Regions from separate parts of the Homo sapiens genome. Here region 1 is linked to region 2. A link is an interaction called in ENCODE POLR2A ChIA-PET data of the cell type or tissue named here. Cell type or tissue: Panc1. All regions are shown on one strand. Each heading gives the region's core, and the rest is flanking DNA. Links, peaks and the distances in the headings are about the cores only.

What was found. ChIA-PET counts read pairs that join two places held together with the same protein. Peaks named below come from ENCODE experiments on the same cell type or tissue, not always from the same donor. Only the 100,000 strongest peaks of a DNase experiment are listed, where the experiment ranks them.
Region 1: POLR2A ChIA-PET joins it to region 2 with 8 read pairs; 2 of 35 experiments call an interaction of 5 or more read pairs at or near these places.

The regions. Positions count from the first base shown.
Region 1 is chr13:51,991,705-51,994,617 of GRCh38, forward strand. All of the region lies in intron 1 of ATP7B (ATPase copper transporting beta), which reads right to left. Among named protein-coding and RNA genes, the nearest start is that of ATP7B, 18 kb to the right of the region's middle. In Panc1, for the core only: no CTCF peak of the experiment used is centred there; no DNase peak of the experiment used is centred there; H3K27ac peaks cover 817 bases.
Region 2 is chr13:51,937,880-51,940,757 of GRCh38, forward strand. It overlaps ATP7B (ATPase copper transporting beta), which reads right to left. Exons shown (of 21, transcript NM_000053.4): 17 at 1,172-1,314. Among named protein-coding and RNA genes, the nearest start is that of ATP7B, 72 kb to the right of the region's middle. In Panc1, for the core only: no CTCF peak of the experiment used is centred there; no DNase peak of the experiment used is centred there.

The sequences.
Region 1 (2,913 bases), core at 186-2,685, 54 kb after region 2:
GTGGCAGGCACCCATTCCTCTCCAGCTCACCATTCTGGGCCTGAAAGGTTGTCTGTGGAACCTTTGATAGGAACACCTGGGCCAAAGCACGGAGCCCCTGACTTCTACTCTGGTTAGCGTGCTCTTATGGAGGGGATTTGCGGGGAAGGCCCTCCTCCCTATTTCCCCCTTTTCATAATTAATTCCTAGGAACCTCACCAGGCTTAGCCCTGCTCACATCAGCAAACAGAAACTTTCTAATGTGGGAGAGGAGCGGGCGGAAATGTGCCCTCCAGACTCTGAGCTTTTACCAGTTATGCCTTTTAAAACAGATCTTTTTCCCCTCTCTGCCTGTCTGAAACATAGAAGAATCAAAGAAACAGGTTTTCCAAAGTCATGATTTCATTCTACATTGTACAGAATGTACTCTGCATTGTGTAAGAAATGTAAAAAAAAAAAAAAAGAAATGTAAAATATAAGCAAACAAATCTGCTAGGCATAAACAGCAATTTTTAAATGTTTTATTCATAGCAGCGGCCTTTCTGAACAACGTGCCACCTAAAAGCTAACTTTCCATTCACTATGAATTAGCAGTTTTCCAATACTTTCAAAACTCTATTTTGCCCAGTGTATTAAATAATACTTCAGTGTTCCAATGGAAAAGCAAGGACTTGTCATCAGACGGACCTGGGATTAAATTTTTCAGGAAACCTAAGCTCTCACTCAGCTTTCTCGTCTGTTAAAGGTGGACTGATGATACCTACTAAAGTTGTTAAAATGATTAAGTGACAAGAGTAAGGTTCCTACCATATACCAAGTGCTAAATGTTAGTTCTCAAGGTGCAAAGCTGATTTATAACAGACTTTGAGTCACAATTGAAATTAACTTTTGGGTTGGTTTTTATAATCATAAACCAGCTACTGCAAATTTCTTCTATTTAAGGATAACTAAATTCTTTCTAAAAATTAATCCTAAATTTAAAAGTGGAACTGCAATAAAAAATGATTATATAGGCCAGGCAGGGTGGTTCACGCCTGTAATCCCAGCACTTTGGATGGCTGAGGTGAGTGGATCACTTGAGCTCAGGAGTTTGAGACCAGCCTGGGCAACATGGGGAAACCTCATCTCTACTAAAAACACAAAAATTAGCTAGGTATGGTGTCAGGTGCCTGTAGTCCCAGCTACTCTGGAGGCTGAGGCAGGAGAATCACTTGAACCCAGGAGATGGAGGTTGCAGTGAGCCAAGATTACGCCACTGCACTCTATAGCCTGGATGACAGAGCAAGACTCTGTCTCAAAAAAAAAAAAAAAAAAAAAAAGATAATACAGATTTACATATATATTGACATACAGAAATGTCCACAAAATATTCAGTAAGAAATGCAAAGTATAAGATAGTATGTATAATTTGATCCCATATTTATTTTAAAAATATACATTATGTAAACATAAACATACATACACGTATACACATTCATATTTGTTGGGAAAACGACTGCTTTTTCTTTATACTTTTTTGTATTCTCCTCGTTCCATCGTAAATTTGTTTTTTATATAGAGTATATGTTACTTTTATAATCAGAGCTTTAGAAAAAATAGAGCTGCCAGGCACGGTGGCTCACATCTATAATCCCAGCACTTTGGGAGGGGGAGGCAGGAGGATCATTTGAGCCCAGGAGTTTGAGACCAGCCTGGGCAACATAGGGAGACCACATCTCTACAAATAAAGAGAAACTGGAAATGGTGGCATGCACCTGTGGTGGCAGCTACTCAGGGGGCTGAGGCAGGAAAATCATTTGAACCCGGAAGGTCGAGGGTGCTATGAGCCATGATCATGCCACTGCACTCCAGCCTCGGCATCAGCAAGAGACCATGTCCCAAAATAAAAAACTTAGAAAAAAACAAACAAAGGAAAAATAGAGTTGCAACTGTGCTCAGATAGATTACTGGGTTATCACAGTCCTGTCCAGACCTTCAGACAACACATCAAACATATCTCAGAGTTGGAAATTCTTCTGAAAAAGCATAATTTTGGCAGAAGTAACACTATTTTGCATTTGCATGATAATCTACAAAGTGCTTTCACAATCATATGAGGCAGGATTTATCATCCACTTTGCAATGAAGAATCTAAAGGAGAGTGTCCAAGACTCACCTGCCCAGGTCCCACAACTTGTGTTGGGTCTGCACTCAGATCCCCTCCACCAAGGCCTCTTCCCCAGCCCTCCTTTCTGAAGAGGCTCCCCTAGTCAGCTTCAGGTCGCCCCACTAGTCACAGATTGGTGCTGGCCTTAAAAATCACCAGCACACGTCATATCTCAAAACTTCAGATATAGGCTGGAAATTGTAAAGTAACAGTTTGGACATTTTTTAAAAATGCCTCAAGCATTTTCACCCCAACATATTTAGTATTTCACTATTTTAAACACATGGCTAAAAGTATAAATGTTCACCGTATATTGTATAAACCGGCAACATATGAAAAGGCTGATTAAAAGATTAAACGCTCTGTCACTCTTTAAAATTCTAAGTGATTTAACACATTAGTTTAGCTACTGGCTTAATACAGTTTAAAGAGACATAAAATGAAATTTATAAAACTACTTTAGAAAACAAAGTAATTAAAATTGTATCTATCACCTCACTTCCCTCCCCTAAAACCACTCGAACCTCTGTGTAGAAGCTACCCAAACGGGCAGCCACTGAATAATTCTACATTTCATATTTTTAAATTTGCCTAGGAAAAAACTTTAAAGGAGTCTCTTGGAAATTTCCACAAATTCAGAACACCAAAAAACACTTTTAATATTTTAAAATAAATACCTCCGAGCATAGTTATATCCTTGGTTAAAAACCTGATAGCAAAATGCAGAATCTTTAAATACTCAAAAGGAGTTTCTGTCTTCAATATCCAAGTACCCTGTGATTTCAACG
Region 2 (2,878 bases), core at 1-2,500:
GTCCTTTTCTGGATGTGCAAACAACCCCCTTGCTGGTCTCCCTGTCCACGGCTCAGTCCTCCAACTGTCTTCTCCATGTGCTGCCCCCATGGTCTTTCCAAAGCATCCGTCCGGCCATGTCCCTCCCTACTCTCCTGCTTCACATCCAGTAGACCCCATGCATCTCCCAGAGGAGGGCAGCTCAACTCTTGGGTCTGCTTCCGAGGGTCCCAGAGTCCCAGGGTCCCAGGGTCTGGCAGCTGGTGCCACACTTGACCATACCATTCAGCTCCCCGCGGCATCTCCAAACCGCCGTGCTACTCTGTGCCCCTGGGAAATGCTCCTGCTGCCTGCTCTGTCCTGGGAAGGTGCAGTTTTCCTTTCCTAGTCCCTTTCCCGCTTCTCAGATCTACACAGTCACTGGTCCACCTTCCTGCAAGACCATGAGCCCGTCAAGGGCAGACCCCCCTTCACTCCTCACAGAGCCTGGCCCCACACCTGCCTGTCACATTCGTGGTGCTTCGTAAGTGCCTGCTGAATAGATGAACAAGTGCTAGCCAGAAAAGGGGGGAAGGACGCTAAACAGGTCCATAATTAGCAAGGAGGACCATGGAAAACAGGGGTACTGCTGCTTCCCTCAAGGAACACAATTAAGCTTTCAGAAGCCTAGAGCTCTGCACACATTTGGAGGTGCATAATTTCTAGGAATCCAAACTGGAGCCGCTGCTGTGTGAGAAGTCAGGCAGCCATCCAGTGGTGCTGTCCTCACAGACCAAACTCAGCATCAGGGGCTGCTGGAGAACTGCCCAGGAGTCACTTATCTGAGCACCCCAGTGAGAAGAGCTGAGCTGGCAAAATCTTCCCTTAACATAAAGGTTAGAAAATGTCTATCTCAGCCCTTAGGTCACATACTTTTTTTTCCATTGCAAAGACTGGGAAACGGTTAGAGAACCCTGGAACTCCTTTTTTTCCAGGATGCATGCGCCCAAGCTCCAGGGAAGAGATCTTCGCACAGCACCACAGTGCTCACGTGCAACACTACATGGCCACAGAATGAAACACGTGGAGAGAAAAGCATCCAGCAAGGGAGAAAGAGCAGGAGTACAGCTCAGTGCTGGGCCAACTGGTGCTTACTTTTGTCTCTAACTGCTTTTATGAGCTTTACACAGTTTGCAACATTAAAGGGCTGTACCTGGGTGGCAATAGCTCTGGCTGTCTTCCGGTTGTCCCCCGTGATCAGAACCACGTCCACACCCATGCTCTGCAGCGTGTGCACAGCCAGGGCAGCCTCCTGCTTGACAGCGTCTGCGATTGCGATCATCCCACAGAGCACACCTGGAGCGAACCAGCCAGCATCAGCAGCTACACAAGTTGGGGCACCCCGCACCAAGATACCACACTTGCAATGTTCTCATCATATAATATTATGTGCAAAAAACAAAACATCAAATTATATAACACAATGTGGTTTTTTTGCTTTTTAAAAAGTACATGCATTTACGGATGTACACAAAAGTCTGGAAGCAATATAATTGAAATCTTCGCAGTGGCTCCCCAAGGAATAGGATTACGAGTGATTTCATTTTCTCCTTTATAGCTGAATTTTCCAAACTTTCTGCAAGGAGCACGTATGACACTTTGCGAAGTGCCTGGCTTGTAATAAGAATTCAATACACATTAGCTACTAAAATTCAAGAGACATAACAGATATCACTTAAAGTGATAAATGTCCAAACTAGAAAATCAATCCTTCGTCTTTTCCTGCAGAAAACATTTCGGCAGAATTTCTCTTTGAGTGAATCTTAGCTATAGAAGCAGGAGGGCTTTTAGGGCTGAGGTGTGAATGAGAACAGAGTAAGGGATGACATACGAGAGGGCACGACTCCTTTAGTTGTGCCAATTCTGGTTTGATAGCCGAGGGGCGGGTGGATTTACAAAGACTTAGAAAAAGGGAAAAAAGAGAGAGAATGTGAGAGAAAGACATATTTGGCTGGAGCATTCAAAAGGTGTCATGTATTTTATTTCTTGCTTGCATATACTGTTACTTCTATTAGCAGAAACTAACATTAACAAAGTAAAGACTCTAATCTCTCTGGGATGTAAAGCCCAGGATAGAATCTGAGCACTAAAACACATGCAGTCTTTTTTTTTTTTTTTTTTTTTTTTTTTTTGAGACAGAGTTACGCTCTTGTTGCCCAGGCTGGAGGGCAGTGGTGTGATCTTGGCTCACCACAACCTCCAACTCCCGGGTTCAAGCAATTCTCCTGCCTCAGCCTCCCAAGTAGCTGGGATTAGAGGCATGCGCCACCACACCCCGCTAATTTTTTTATTTTTAGTAGAGACGGGGTTTCTCCATGTTGGTCAGACTGGTCTCGAACTCCCGACCTCAGGTGATCCACCCACCTCAGCCTCCCAAAGTGCTGGGATTACAGGCGTGAGCCACCGCACCTGGCCAACACACAGTCTTGAGACCTGTACTCTGTGCGACACCAGTCTGTATAAAGCAGATAGAAGGGCAGGTGCGGTGGCTCACGCCTGTAATCCCAGCACTTTGGGAGGCCAAGGCAAGCAGATCACCTGAGGTCAGGAGTTCGAGACCAGCCTGGTGAAACCCCGTCTCTACTAAAAATACAAAATGTAGCTGGGCGTGGTGGCGGGGGCCTGTAATCCCAGCTACTCAGGAGTCTGAGGCAGGAGAATTGCTTGAACCCGGAAGGTGGAGCTTGTAGTGAGACAAGTCACACCACTCCACTGCACTACAGCCTGGGTGACAAGAGGGAAACTCAGTCTAAAAAAGAAAAAGAAAGTAATAATAAATAAATAAAGCAGACAGAGAAGGGTGGCATGGATCTCATTATTTAAATGCATCCTGTAGTTAAACCTGCTGGGAAGTGAATTC